2 separate regions of the Homo sapiens genome follow, and region 2 is linked to region 1. Evidence: chromatin loops called from intact Hi-C (ENCODE). Cell type or tissue: GM12878. All regions are shown on one strand. Links, peaks and the distances in the headings refer to the core of each region. The heading gives the core; the rest is flanking DNA.

Evidence for each region. Peaks named below come from ENCODE experiments on the same cell type or tissue, not always from the same donor. Only the 100,000 strongest peaks of a DNase experiment are listed, where the experiment ranks them.
Region 2: a loop joins it to region 1, with 4 times the contacts of the local background. A loop is called at or near these places in 1 of 110 quality-filtered maps.

The regions. Positions count from the first base shown.
Region 1 is chr4:137,564,674-137,572,570 of GRCh38, reverse strand. All of the region lies in intron 1 of LINC02172 (long intergenic non-protein coding RNA 2172), which reads right to left. Among named protein-coding and RNA genes, the nearest start is that of LINC02172, 23 kb to the right of the region's middle. RefSeq lists an enhancer at 1-172. In GM12878, for the core only: no CTCF peak of the experiment used is centred there; no DNase peak of the experiment used is centred there.
Region 2 is chr4:137,643,006-137,650,902 of GRCh38, reverse strand. LOC101927414 (a long non-coding RNA gene) reads left to right here. Exons shown (of 4, transcript NR_187911.1): 3 at 2,444-2,538; 4 at 5,410-5,638. Among named protein-coding and RNA genes, the nearest start is that of LINC02172, 100 kb to the right of the region's middle. In GM12878, for the core only: no CTCF peak of the experiment used is centred there; a DNase peak (open chromatin) is centred at 3,332.

The DNA.
Region 1 (7,897 bases), core at 1,289-6,288:
ACCCAACTGGGTGAGACCCTCCAACAGAGGTTGTCAGACACCCTATACAGGAGCTATCCTACTGATACCAGGTTAGTGCCTGTCAAGGTCAGAGATCCCAGAAGAAGGAGCAGGCACCCAACTTTGCTGTTCTCCAGCCTCCTTGAGTGACATCTCCAGGTGCAGGAGTAAAGCAGATGAATAGGGCCTGAAGTGAACCCCCAGCAAACCACAGCAGCCCTACAGAAGGAGGGCCTGACCACTGAAAGAAAAACAATCAAACAGAAAGCAATAACAACAGCATCAACAACAACAACAAAAAGTCCCCACAAAAACCCCAACCAAGGGTCAGCAACCTGAAAGATCGAAATAAGAAAAAGTCATAAAGATGAGAAAGAATCAATGAAAAAAAGCTGAAAACCCCGAAGGCCAGAGTGCCTCTTCTACTCCAAATGATTGCAATTTCTCTTCAGCAAGGATGAGGATGAGATGGACAAATTGACAGAAGTAGGCTTCAGAAGATAGGTAATAAAAAACACTGCTTAGCCAAAGGAGCATATTGTAACCCAAGGCAAAGAAGCTAAGAACCTTGATAAAAGGTTAGAGGAGCTGCTAACTAGAATAACCAGTTCAGAGAGGACCACAAATGACCTGATGGAGCTGAAAAACACAGCACAAGAACTTTGTGAAGCATACACAAATGTCAGTAGCCAAATCAACCAAGTGGAAGAATGGATATCAGGGTTGGAGGACCACCTTGTTGAAATAAGGCATGCAGACAAGATTAGAGAAAAAAAGAATAAAAAAGGAATGAGCAAAGCCTCCAAGAAATACAGGACTAGATAAAAAGACCAAACCTATGATTGACTGGAGTACCTGAAGAACACACGCAGAATGGGAACAAGCTGGAAAACACACTTCAGGATACTATCAAGGAGAACGTCCCCAACCTAGCAAGATAGGCCAACATGAAAATTCAGGAAATACAGAGAACACCACTAAGATACTCCATGAGAAGAGCCACCCCAAGACACATAGTCATCAGCTTCTCCAAGGTTGAAATGAAGGAAAAAATGTTAAGGGCAGCCAGAAAGAAAGGCCAGGTCACCTACAAAGGGAAGCCCGTCAGACTAACAGCAGACCTTTCAGCAGAAACCCTAAAAGGAAGAAGAGATTGAGGGCCAATATTCAACATTCTTCAAGAAAAGAATTTTCAACCCAGAATTTCATATCCAGCCAAACTAAGCTTCATAAGCAAAGGAGAAATAAAATCCTTTCCAGACAAGCAAATGCTGAGGGAAATTTCATCACCACCAGGCCTGCCTTGCAATCACTCCTGAAGGAAGCACTAAATATGGAAAGGAAAAACTGGTATCAGTCACTGCAGAAAACACCTCAAAATATAAAGACCAATGACACTATGAAGAAACTGCATCAACTAGTGGGCAAAATAACCAGAAAGCATCATGATGATGGATCAAATTCAACATAACAATACTAATCTTAAATGTAAATGGGCTAACTGCCCCAGTTAAAAGACACAGACTGGCAAATTGGAAAGAGGCACCCTTAGGGGTGCTGACAAATTGGAAAGAGCACCCTTAGGGGTGCTGTATTCAGGACACCCATCTCACATGCAAAGACATACAGAGGCTCAAAATAAGGTGATGGAGGAAAATTTACCAAGCAAATGGAAAACAAAAAAAAGCAGGAGTTGCAATCCTATCTCTGACAAAACTTCAAACCAACAAAGATCAAAAAAGACAAAGAAGGGCTTCACATAATGGTAAAGGGATCGATTCAGCAAGAAGAGCTAACTCTCTTAAATATATGTGCACTCAATACAGGAGCACCCAGATTCATAAAACAAATTCTTAGAGACCTACAAAAAGACTTAGACTCCCACACTATAATAGTGGGAGATTTTAACACCCCACTGTCAATATTAGACAGATCAAGACATAAAATTAATAAGGATATTCAGGGCTTGAATTCAGCTCTGGATCAAGTGGGCCCAATAGACATCTACAGAACTCTCCACCCCAAATCAACATAATATGCATTCTTCTCAGTGCCACATGGCACTTATTCTAAAGCCAACCACATAATTGGAAGGAAAACACTCCTCAGCAAATGCAAAAGAAGTGAAGTCATAACAGTCACTGCACAGACCACAGTGCAATCAAATTAGAAGTCAGAATTAAGAAACTCACTCAAAATCACACAATTACACTGAAATTGAACAACCTGCTCCTGAATGACTCTTGGGTAAATAATGAAATTTAAGGCAGAAATCAAGAGTTTCTTTGAAACCAATGAGAACAAAGAGACAACGTACCAGAATTTCTGGGACACAGCTAAAGCAGTGTTAAGAGGAAAATTTATGGCACTAAATGCCCACATCAGAACGCTAGAAAGATCTGAAATCAACACCCTAACATCACAATTAAAAGAGCTAGAGAAACAAGAGTAGACTAATCCAAAAGCTAGCAGAAGACAAGAAATAACTAACATCAGAGCAGGATTGAAGGAGATAGAGACACGAAAAAGCTACCAAAAATCAATTAATCCGGGAGGTGGATTTTAGAAAAAATTAACAAAATAGGTAAAGCACTATCTAGACTAATAAAGAAGAAAAGAGAGAAGAATCAAATGGACACAAAACAAGATAAAGGGGATATCACCACTGACCCCAAAGAAATACAAACTAGCATTAGAGAATACTATGAACACCTCTACCAAATAAACTAGAAAATTGAAAAGAAATGGATAAATTCCTGGACACATACACCCTCCCAAGACTAAACCTAAGAGAAGTTGAATCCCTGAATAGATCAATAACAAGTTCTGAAATTGAGGCAGTAATTAATAGCCTATTCACCAAAAAAAGCCCAGGACCAGGTGGATTCACAGCCAAATTCTACAAGAGGTACAAAGAGGAGCTGGTACCATTCCTTCTGAAACTATTCCAAACAATTGAAAAGGAGGGCTAACTCATTTTATGAAGTAAGTATCATCCTGATACCAAAATCTGGCAGAGACACAACAAAAAAAGAAAACTTCAGGCCAATATCCCTGATGAACATGAATGCAAAAATATTCAATAAAATACTGGCAAATCAAATTCAGCAACACATTAAAAAACTTATTGACCATGATCAAGTCAGCTTCAACCCTGGGATGCAAGGTTAGTTCAACATATGCAAATCAATAAATGTAATCCATCACCTAAACAGAACCAAAGACAAAAACCAAATGATTATCTCAATAGATGCAGAAAGGGCCTTTGATAAAATTCAACATCCCTTCATGTTAACAAGTCTCAATAAACTAGGAATTAATGGAACATATCTCAAAATAATAAGATATATTTATGAAAAACCCACAGCCAATATCATATTAAATGAGCAAAAGTAGGAAGTATCCCCTTTGAAAGCCTGTACACGACAAGGATGCCCTCTCTCACCACTCCTATTCAACATAGTATTGGAAGTTCTGGCCAGAACAATCAGGCAAGAGAAAGAAATAAATGGTATTAAAATAGGAAGAGAGAAAGTCAAATAGTCTCTGCTTGCAAATGACATGATTCTATATTTAGAAAACCCCATCATCTCAGCCCAAAATCTCCTAAAGCTGATAAGCAATTTCACCAGTCTCAGAATACAAAATCAATATGCAGAAATCACAAGCATTCCTATACACCAACAGTAGGCAAGCAGAGAGCCAAATCATAAATGAACTCCCATTCACAATTGCTACAAAGAGAATAAAATACCTAGGAATACAGCTAACAAGGGATGTGAAGAACCTCTTCTAGGGGAGCTACAGACTGCTGCTCAGCAAATAAGAGAGGACACAAACAAATAGAAAAATATTCCATCCTCGTGGATAGGAAGAATCAATATTGTGAAAATGGCCATACTGCCCAAAGTAATTTATAGATTCAGTGCTAGTCTCATCAAACTACCGTGGATATTTTTCACAGAATTCGAAAAAACTACTTTAAATTTCATATGGAATCAAAGAAGACCCCGTATAGCCAAGACAATCCTAAGCAATAAGAACAAAGCTGGAGGCATCACGCTACCTGATTTCAAACTATACAACAAGGCTACAGAAATCAAACGAGCTTGCTACTGGTACCAACACAGACATATAGATCATTGGAACATAACAGAGACCACAGAAATAACACCACACATCTAAACCATCTGATCTTCAACAAACCTGACAAAAAACAGCAATGGAGAAAGGATCTCCTATTCAATAAATGGTGCTGGTATAACTGGCTAGCCATATGCAGAAAACTGAAACTGGACTCCTTCCTTACACCTTATACAAAAATTAACCCAAGATGGCTGCAAGAAAACCTAGCCAACACCATTCAGGATATAGGCATGGGCAAAGAATTCATGATGAAAATGCAAAAAGCAATTGCAACAGAAACCGAAATTGACATATGGGATCTAATTAAACTAAAGAGCTTCTGCATAGCAAAAGAAACGACCATCAGAGTGAACAGGCAATCTACAGAATGGGAGAAAAATTTTGCAATCTACCCATCGGACAAAGGTCTAATATCCAGAATTTACAAGCAACTGAAACAAATTTACAAAAACAAACAACCCCTTCAAAAAGTGGGCAAAGGGTGTGAATAGACACTTCTCAAAAGAAGACATTTACATGGCCAACAAACATATGAAAATAACCACAACGTCACTGATCATTAGAGCAATGCAAATCAAAATCACAATGAGATACCATCTCATGCCATTATTAAAAATTCAAGATGGCAATTATTAAAAATTCAAGAACATAGATGCTGGTGAGGCTGTGGAGAAATAGGAATGCTTTTACAGTGTTGATGGAAACGTAAATTAGTTCAACCATTGTGAAAAACAGTGTGGTGATTCCTCAAGGATCTAGAAACAGAAATACCATTAGACCCAGCAATCCTGTTACTGGGTATATACCCAAAGAAATATGAATCATTCTACTATAAAGACACATACACATATATGTTTATTGCAGCACTATTTACAATAGCAAAGCCATGAAACCAACAAAAATGCCCATAAATGATACACTGGATAAAGAAAATGTGGTACATATACACCATGGAATACTATGCAGCCATTAAAAGGAATGAGATCATGTGCTTTGCAGGGTCATGAATGAAGCTGGAAGCCATCATTCTCAGCAAACTAACACAGGAACAGAAAACCAAACACCGCATGTTCTCACTCATAAGTGGGAGTTGAACAATGAGAACACTTGGACACAGGGAGGGAAACAACATATACCAGGCCTGTTGGGGGTGGAGGGTGAGGGCAAGAAACTTAGACGATAGGTCAATAAGTGCAGCAAACCACCAAGGCACACATATACCTGTATAACAAACCTGCACGTTCTGCACATGTATCCCGGAACTTGAAGTGAAAAAAAAAAATAAGAAAAAATAAAGTTCTGAAAGAAGAAAAAAAATGTGGTTAAGTGGCAAAATAGGATTTCAATGGCAAAAGATAGATAGATAGATAGATTTTTTTTTTTTTAAGACAGAGTTTCACTCTGCCACCCAGGCTGAAGTGCAGTGGCGCGATCTCTGCACACTGCCACCTCCACCTCCCAGGTTCAAACGACTGTCGTGTCTCAGTCTCCCAAGTAGCTAGGATTTCAGGCCTGCGTCACCACATCTGGCTAATTTTGTTGTTGTTGTTGTTGTTTGTTTTGTTTTGTTGTAGAGATGGGATTTCACCATGTTGACCAGGTTGGTCTTCAACTCCTGACCTCAAGTGATCTGCCCGCCTCAGCCTACCAAAGTGCTGGGATTACAGCAGTGAGCCACTGTGCCTTGCCTAGATAGATGAATTTTAAAAGCCAAAGATGGAACCTAAACTGGTGGAGTATTTGTACTTACAGAAAATAAGCTTCAAGAGAAGCAGGCAAGGAAATAAGAGAAGGAGTAATATGGAAGAAAAGAAGAAAAAGAATGGTAGAAAAAAAAAGATTGTTATCAGAATTAATTAACGACTAAAATTTTTAAGATTAAAACTAAAAAGGGACTACTGGATTTGACAAATATACTTTTGTTCATTACACAGTAATCAGTTTTTACTGCTTATTTCATAGCATTTATTATTAAATTATTACTCCCATCAATATGAAGGAGATTTAATGATGGTTGAAAATAACAAAGAGTAAATAATCCTCTTATGGTTTTTTTCCCCATATTTCCTAAGTAGAGTGGAATCATTAGAGCAGATTCTACTTACCTTCATTAATCTAATTTTAGGAAGCTCTAAGGAAAGGGTAATCCATGTATGTAGAATAAGTAAGTTTTCGGTAGTGTGAATTCACTGAGATTTTTATATTGATTGGTTATATATTAAATCTATATAAGCCTATTATTCCATTGCTAAAAATACCCACACTGGGTAATTTATAAAGAAAAGAGGTTTTTAATTGGCTTAAGGTTCTGCAGGCTGTACAGGAAGCATAGTGGCATCTGCTGCTGAGGAGGTCTCAGAAAACTATGATCAGGCAGGAAGGCAAAGGGAGAGCAGGTACGTTACATGGTGAAAGCAGGGACAAGAGCGAGACAGAGGGTTCCACATGCTTTTAAATAACCAGATCTTGAGAGAATTCTCTCACTATCGCAAGGACAGCACCCAGGGGAAGGTGCTAAGCCATTCATGAGAAATTTGCCCCCATGATCCAACCAACTCCCACCAGGACCTACCTCCAACATTGGTGATTATATTTCAACATGAGATTTGGGCCATGACACGCAATCAAACTACATCAAATCCTATTTTCTTATAATTTTTTTGCCAATGTAATAGCTTAAGACACACTAGAATAAAGAGTAGTAAGAAAGCTCTAAGTCAAGAGAAACTCTCTTCATTAAAATTACAATGTTAGTCATCATTAAAACAATCTCTACTTGAATCTTTTCTATATTTCATAATTAAATGTAGTGTCCAATGTAAGCTTTTCTTTCTATGGTGGTGGTGGTTGTAAAGAATCAAATTTTATGTAAACTTGGTCAATAATATAATTGTCTCATTATACTATATTGTTTTGGCTGTTTGGCAGGATTTTTCTTCCCAAAACATGTATTTTTTTTATTTTCCAAGGGTCCTCAAAACATACTTTCTTTCAGAAAGTTACTATCTCCAGTTTGGTGCCCCTGTGTTACTAATGCAGATAAGCAGCTTAGAGGAATAGATCTTTTAGTTAAGTATTTTTTTAAAATATGGCTTATTTTCCCTAGACTCCTTTGGTTTATGTGAGAATTTGTATTGTTAAGATAAAATTGTATTCTATTATCTTCAGCAGATACCTTCCAAGACCACCTCCTGCAGTGATACCAAAAATGCTGGATAGTACCAAACTCTATATATACTAATGTTTGTTCCTATACATACATACCTATAGTAAAGCTTAATTCATAATTAGGCATAGTGAGAGAATAACGACAACAATAGTAAAACAATATTCCAGCATCACGACTCTTGCACTTTCAAGTTATTACAAGTAAAATAAGGGTTACTTGAACACAAGCACTGCGATACCACTAAGTCAATCTGATAACAGGAACAACTACTAAGCGGCTAATGGACAGGTTACTGCCTACAGGGTGGATATTCTGAGGCAAAGAAATAATTCATGTATCACGCAGGATGGAGCAGGACAGCATGGGATTTCATCGTGCTGCTCAGAATGCTACTCAATTTAAAGAATATGAATTGTTTACTTCTGGAATTTTTTATTTAATATTTTCAGACCTCAGTTGGCTGTGGGTAACTGAAACCACAGAAAGCAAAACCGTAAATAAGGGGGGAATACTGTCTACATCCCCCTAAACTGGTAGGCTTCTTTAGAAAATGTTCTAGCCAATGTTGGCAAACTAGGGATT
Region 2 (7,897 bases), core at 1,322-6,321, 78 kb before region 1:
AAGAGATCCATGTTTTTATTTGTTAAGTCTGAAACTTCTTTATATGACAAAGTGAAATGTGAACCATTATATACAATACTTTCCTCTATTGCATTAATTTATTTTTTTATATCTTCATTTAGAAGTTTTATATATCTTTTAAGCTTTAGGTTCACAGCAAAATTAAGAAGATACAGAGATTTCCCAAATTGCTCTTGCCCTCACAAATGGTTAGCCTCCCCCATTATCAACGTTCCCCACAAGGGTAGTATGTTTGTTACCATTGGTGAACTCACACTGACACATCATAATCACCCAGAGTCCACAGTTTACTTTAGGGGACACTCTTGGTGTACATTCTATGGGTTTGGCCAAATGTATAGTGATATGTACCCATCAATATAGTATCATACATAATATTTTCATTGCTCTGAAAATCGTCTGTATTGTATCTATTCAACCCATCCCCCACTCCACCTCATCAACCACTGATCATTTTAGTGTTCCCATCATTTTGCCATTTCCAGAATGTCATTTAGTTGGAATTATATAGTATACAGTGAATGAATAAACTGTAGGACATTGTGGTTGTTTATTCATTCATTGAATGAATCATGTTTGTTTATTCATTCATTGAATGAATAAACTGTAGGACATTGTGGTTTTTTCCAACTTTTGGCAATTATAAATAAAACTGCTTCAAACATCTGTGTGCAGATTGTAGGACATTATGGTTGTTTATTCATTCATTGAATTAATTGTGGTTGTTTATTCATTCATTGAATGAATAAACTGCAGGACATTGTGGTTGTTCCCAACTTTTGGCAATTATAAATAAAACTGCTTCAAACATCCATGTGCAGATTTTTGTGTGGACATGTTTTCAATTCCTTTAGGTAAATACCAAGGAGTACAATTGCTGGATCATATAGTGAGATTATGTTTAGTTTTATAAAAAGCCACCAAACTGCCTTTCAAAGTTGCCGTTATCATTTTGCATTTCCGCCAGTAATGAATGGGAGTTCCTATTGCTCCACATCCTTGCTAGCATTTGGTGTTGTCAGTGTTTTGGATTTCAGCCATTCTAATAGTTATTTTAATTTACATTTCCCTGATGACATATAATGTGGATAATTATTTAAATGCCTATTTCCCATCTTCTTTGATGAGGTGTCTGTAAAGATCTTCGGTCCATTTCTTATTCTGGCTATTTATTTTTTTAATTGTTGAATTTTTAGAATTTTTGCAAATTTTGGATAACAGTTCTTTAACAAATATGTCTTTTGCAAATATTTCCTCCCAGTCTTTGGGTTGTTTTTTGTTGTTGTTGTTGTTGTTGTTGTTCTCTTGACATTGTTTTTTGCAGAACAGAAATTACATTACATTAATTTTTCAAGAACAAGTATTAGTTAAGAGATACTAAAATGTGGTTAACTCTTAATAATAATTCCAATACATGGATAAATTTCCCTTGTATGTTCTTTTAAATACCCTTTTCAGTAAGTGATATGTAATAGAAAGTAATGAAAAGCATCATAAACATAAAACTCCCCTGAATCTGTCACTGCAAACTCTTTTTTTTTTTTTTTTTTTTTTTTGAGACGGAGTCTCGCTCTGTCGCCCAGGCCGGACTGCGGACTGCAGTGGCGCATTCTCGGCTCACTGCAAGCTCCGCTTCCCAGGTTCACGCCCTTCTCCTGCCTCAGCCTCCCGAGTAGCTGGGACTACAGGCGCCCGCCACCGCGCCCGGCTACTTTTTTGTATTTTTAGTAGAGACGGGGTTTCACCTTGTTAGCCAGGATGGTCTCGATCTCCTGACCTCATGATCCACTCACCTCGGCCTCCCAAAGTGCTGGGATTACAGGCGTGAGCCACCGCGCCCGGCCCACTGCAAACTCTTAACATTTTGTTCACAGAAGTTTTGATGTAAAAACTTTCAGGTTTTCTCATAAATTGTACTTTAGACATGATGGATAAGATGTCTCTATTAAATTGGCTGATCCCTATTCAAGGCCTAGAATTTATTGTTTGACCAAACGCATAAACACATACAGCGATATGAACTTTGTGTTTCTGTGCTGTATTTAAGCCTGCTTAGACATCAAAGATTCTCATTATACTGTTGTGAACTGAACTACAGAGCTAAAGAATAGCCTTTTGTTGGGAGAAATGGAGCTTAAAAGAAACAGCTAAGTGGTTATGCTTTGCACTGTGAGACACCAGATTTCATATTCAGTACCATGAGATGGTCTTTGAAAAGCCTTCATTTCGTGTGCCTGTTGCAGTGAGATAGCTTGTCTCACACAGGCTAGGAAAGTCCTAGGAAGTTGTGAGACTGTTAATATACATACCCATACCTCTCAGTCCGTGAGAGTAGAGAAATTAAGTCCAATTGGAAATGTATATTGAATATTTATTCATGTAAATGACTTGAGGGTAAAGTTTTGAATCATTGTTTTTACAGCATTGGTTACATGAAAACCGTGTGACAACCTTGGAAGTCTGAAAGAGCAGGAGAGAGGCTAAGCACACACATATTGTGATTTTAAGAGTCTCAAGGTATGCTTCTCTATCTCTTTATACAACTTCAAAAAGTTCTTATATTTACTTGTAAATTCTCTATATACCACATTAAGTGATGCATTATTACTCATAAATCTGTAAACTACACCAAGATAAAGAATAACCGAAAAATAAAATAAGCTAATATGTGCTCAGCACTAAACTGCCTTGTTTGACAAAGGAATACCTAAGACTACTATGTTTATTTTAGTCATGAACAACTCACCTACAATGGTAATTCTGTCCAAAGTGAAGGGATGTGAGAAGTAAGTTGCAACAAGAATTCTAAATTGAGCTACTTTAACTTTTTAAACACATCCCAGAATTTGCTTAACTACGTTTTCCTTTCCAAAGCATTCCTGCAGATGCCAAAGGCATAAATAAGCTATAATAGAGTTGGAGATTCTATAAGTGTATCATGAAATCAGGAAGAGTGTCAATGTGGATTCAAACCTTCAAGTGTTAAAAACTTGGAATTGTATGATTTCACTTATTACTATCAAATCTAATAAAGTAACAGCTGTCATCTAATTAATTATCTAATTAATTAAAATGACATTAATTCAATTATTGTTATATTTCAGTCATGACCAGTTATGCATCAGTCAGGAAAATGGAAACCATGCTAGGTAATTTGAACAGAAAAAGGTTTAATGCAAAAATTTGGGGGCTTAGAAAAATCACTAAAAGTCTTAAGGAAGTGAAAGTTGGGGTGTGAGTGGGATGTCACAAGGTTTCAGTTTGGATGCCTCACTTTAGTCCTGAGAGTCAGAAATGTGTTGCTTCCACCCCAACTTAGAATACTGTAGGAAACAGGTGCCAGTGACAAAGCTGACCAGTAACCTCAAAACTGGGTGTTGCAGAGGAGAAGTGGAGTTCATCTGGCTGTAATAAAACTTCAAATCTGCCAAAGCCCATATGCCCAGTGATCTCTACAGCTAGATCAGATGCCATCAGGTGGCAGCACGGTTGGCATGTTTGTGCTTGGTATAAGAAATTTACCAACTAAAGCAATTACTCTTAGAAATATCCTTGAAGAAAATTCACTAAAGCATTATCTATGTCATCTATGTTTTAAGAGTAAATATTTTGGTCAATAATGTAGGAGCAAAGTATCTCATCTATGTTGTAAGAGTAAATATTTTGGTCTATAATGTATGTTATTTTAATTGGATCGAAAACTCTTAAAAGAGCTTTTTATTACTATATAACAAATTACCACAAACTTAATAGCTTAAAACACCTCATGTGGTATCTCACAGTTTTCATGAGTCAGGAGTCTGGGCACAGCTGAACTGGGTCCTCCACTCAGGATCTCACAGACTGCAATAAAGGTGTCAGCCATCATTGAGGGCTAATGTGAAGACTTGACTGGGGAAGAATCCACTTCTAAGCTTATTTGATTGTTGGTAGAATTAATTTTCTTGCCGATGTAGAACTCATGGGAGCTTGTGTCTTTTTTTTTTCACTTTAATTTTTGGAGCTTGCGTTTTTAAGACTTCTCTGAACTCAGAGAAAGCCTAAACTTGCTTTTAAATGACTCACCTGATTATACATCAGACCCAACCCAGATTAAGGTTCTTAATTACATTATTTAACCTTTACTGTATAAAGTAACAATCATGGGAATTATATCCCTTGATTCTGCCCATGATTCATATTCTTAGATTCTACTCACACTTAAGGAGAAGAGATTATAAAAGGGCATGGGTCATTGTGGATCCTTTTAGAATTCTGCCTACTGTAACTGTTAAAAGAGAGATTTTACTTTACTGGGGTTTTCTGTCTCACACTGAAGGACACACCCTTTCTAGGGTTTTCTTCCCCCCATTGGCTTTATTAAATCATTAGGATAATAAATTTCTGAATGGGAGATTATAAGAAATATTACTTTTCTCCAAAGCGGAGTGATAATTTAGATTGGTATAATTTAATTCCAGAATTTCAGATTACATTATTCCAGAACTAGAAGTTGCTGTAAAATGCACCTTGCTATTTTCCATTATTAAAAAAAAAAGAAACTGAGAACCAGAATATGGATTGTACATTGTCATAGCAAAAATGTGGACATCTCCTTGGGTAAAACTGGGAAGTATTTACTTATTATAAAAATAAGGAAAAAATTCAAGTGGTTACAAAAATTAAATGGCCTTGGATTTTAGACTCACTGCTTTAGGATACATAAAGTTATCACTTGACTGCTCTGTCCTGATGAAGACTTCGGAATATAGGTTGACTATTCCTTATCGGATATGTTGGGACAATAATTATTTTCAATTTTGGAATTTTTGGATTTTGGAATATTTGCATATATATAATGGGATATCTTGGGGATGAGGCCCAAGTTTAAATACAAAACTCACTTATGTCTCATATATATATTATGTAAATAGTGAGGATATAATTTTATACAATATTTTAAATAATTTTGAGCATGAGACAATGTTTTGAGCATGAAACAAAGATATTTGTTAAAACAAATAATTTTAATAAAATTGTACTGATTTTGAGCATGTGTATATTGAATCATCATAAGACAAAGGTATCACTATCTCAGCCCCCCATGGGGACAATCTGTGATTCTTTAGCATCACCATCATTCCTGACTCTGAATTTATATGTTACTCATAAGCAGTCATTTTTGTACACTTACACACACATAAGTAAGTACTTAACAGTAAAATATATGATATACCATTAATACAGTGAAAAAATAATGTGTTCAGAGTAAGTAAGCAGCACAGTCATATCACCAGATGCCTATATCAGCTGTTAAACAACAGCAGCAACAAACAACAGCAGGATTTCAACCTCCACCTATGATCCTGTGTTTTGATTAAAAGGTTAGTGTACACTGTATGTTTTCAGGTGAGAAGAAACATCAGAAGCAGTTGAGAGACCAGGACGTGGGTCCTCAAAGGATGAACAGAAGTTCTTTTGGATAACATTTTAAAATGTTTCCTCCAGAGTTATCTGCCTCATTAACAATGGTTTGAGTCTCAAGAGTCTCTCTTCGATTTTACAAACATGATTTGTTGCTCTGCTATAAATGCATGCTGCTCTAGTCCTTCAATAAACCCACAACATGTTTTCACCATTTTGCCTGTAGACACTTTTTCTGCAGTGTTAACAACGTCACCATTATCATCACTATTATCACAATCACCTTGATTCAAAGCCATTTCACCATCAGTCAATGAATGAATAACTGGAACCTCATGCCTCATGATCCGTGTTAGAAACTTGAATACACACTTCTTTCAGCTTACTAATAGACTCTAAAGCAGGGGTGTCCAATCTTTTGGCTTCCCTGGACCACATTGGAAGACCAATTGTCTTGGGCCACGCATAATATACACTAACAATAATGATAGCTGATGAGCTAAAAAAAATTGCAGAAAAACTCATAATGTTTTAAGAAAGTTTATAAATTTGTGTTGGGCTGCATTCAAAGCCATCCTGGGCCTGTGGGCTGCAGATTGCACAAGCATGCTCTACAGGTGTATTTTTTATACATATAAGGAGGTCAGACATCATTTTTTTTTCTCACTTACCATACAAAATCCTTCAAAGTCATGACCTTGTTTATCGTTATCACTGAACATAGTCACAAGCCAGAGATTGTGCCAGGCATGCACAACTGTCTTTATTCACTCTGTTCCAAGTATTGGCAACAGCATAGATGGCATCTTTCTTGCTAAACTCCTTTTGAAAACCTTCCACACGCTCACCCTGTTCACTGATGCTAGCCTGCTGTTCAAGAAAGTGTTTTTATATTTGCTCTTCATTGATCTAAGGACACCCTAGTCACATGGATGAATTATGAAGTCACATTTGGGAGAAAGTACGTGGCATAACCATTATTTTTTATGAGAATTTCAGTTGTAGGATGAGCAGAACAGCTGCTAAGGAATAACAAACTCTTTCAGTTATCATCCAGTCCAGCTTTTCTGCATAAGCATGAGCCACTGGTAAAAATGTTCATGAAACCATTTAGAAAGATGTCCCTGGTGAGTCATGCCTTTTTGCTAGCATAACAATGGACTGGTAAAATATTTACTCCTTGAAAACAATGAGAATTAAAACTTTTTCCTATTACAGCAAATTTACAGTAATACTAATACATGGGTGAGCCATTAACATATTCTAGCACAGTTATTTGGCTGCTGCCATTTTTAATTACTTTACGGGCTCTTTTATCAACTATAGTCCGTGTCTTTCTGGAACAATAATCCCAAGACAGCAATATTTTATCAGCCAAATAGCCTTGTTCTGGCATCAGATTTTCATCAGCGCAACCTTGGCAAACTTGTCAGAATTTATCAGTGGCTTTGTGATCAACAGATGTTTTATTGTCACAAATCTTTAAAAATATAATGCTGCGTCTTTTCTTAAATATCTGCAACCAGCCTGTTGAATGTTCATACTTCCCTTCAATTTTCAGTTGATTGTGATAGATCCTTGCTCTTTTCATGATCAGCATACCATCATGTCATATGTTCACCGTTTTGCTGATGGATCCACTCTTTTAATACATGATTGAGATGTTCATTTTTATTTTTCTGCAGTGCTTTTCTATTTTTCATTAACTTCTGTTCATCACTTTTAACATAGAACATCAATAGTTTATCCTTTGGTTTCTTTGGGTCATATATGGTGGACATTCCAACACCATACTGTTCTATAAGATGTTTCACACTTACACTGCTGTCCAGTGTTTTTCCAGCAGCTTGACTTTCTGTACTATAAATAAACATGAATACTTCCTTTTTTATATCACTGTTATCAACAGGGGTATCTGCAAAACTTTTTAATGTTTTCAGCAATATCTTTACAATATAGAGATGAAAGTAATCCGAAAACAAAAACAAACAAAAAACAGTGAGTAATGCATGTAGGTCTTGGCCCCATGTGAGGTGTCATGGGGAACCTGCCATTGGGGCATCTGGCCTACACAAATGTCATTTTATTACCCTTTGTGGGTGTGCTTCTATGGGGAAAACTGGGCATGCATGGAAAAGATATATGACAGCTGAAGGGGGCTGAGAGGATCTTTTTTTTTCTTGGGGATGCTGAATTAAATGTGTGTTTTGTGCCTGAATTTGGACTGTGATCTGTCACATGAGGTTAGGTGTAGAATTTTCCACTTGTGAAGTCATTTTGGCACTCAAAAAGTTTCAGATTTTGGGATATGTTGGATTTCTGATTTTCAGATTAGGGATACTCTACCTGTACCAAGCAGTAAGGCTTTTAATAAGACCCTTGATCAAATGATCAATCTCTCCTCTGCTATCCAGGTCCTATTAAATACCTAGCAGAAAGGAATCATTGTTATAGGATGATATCTTAAAGAGAC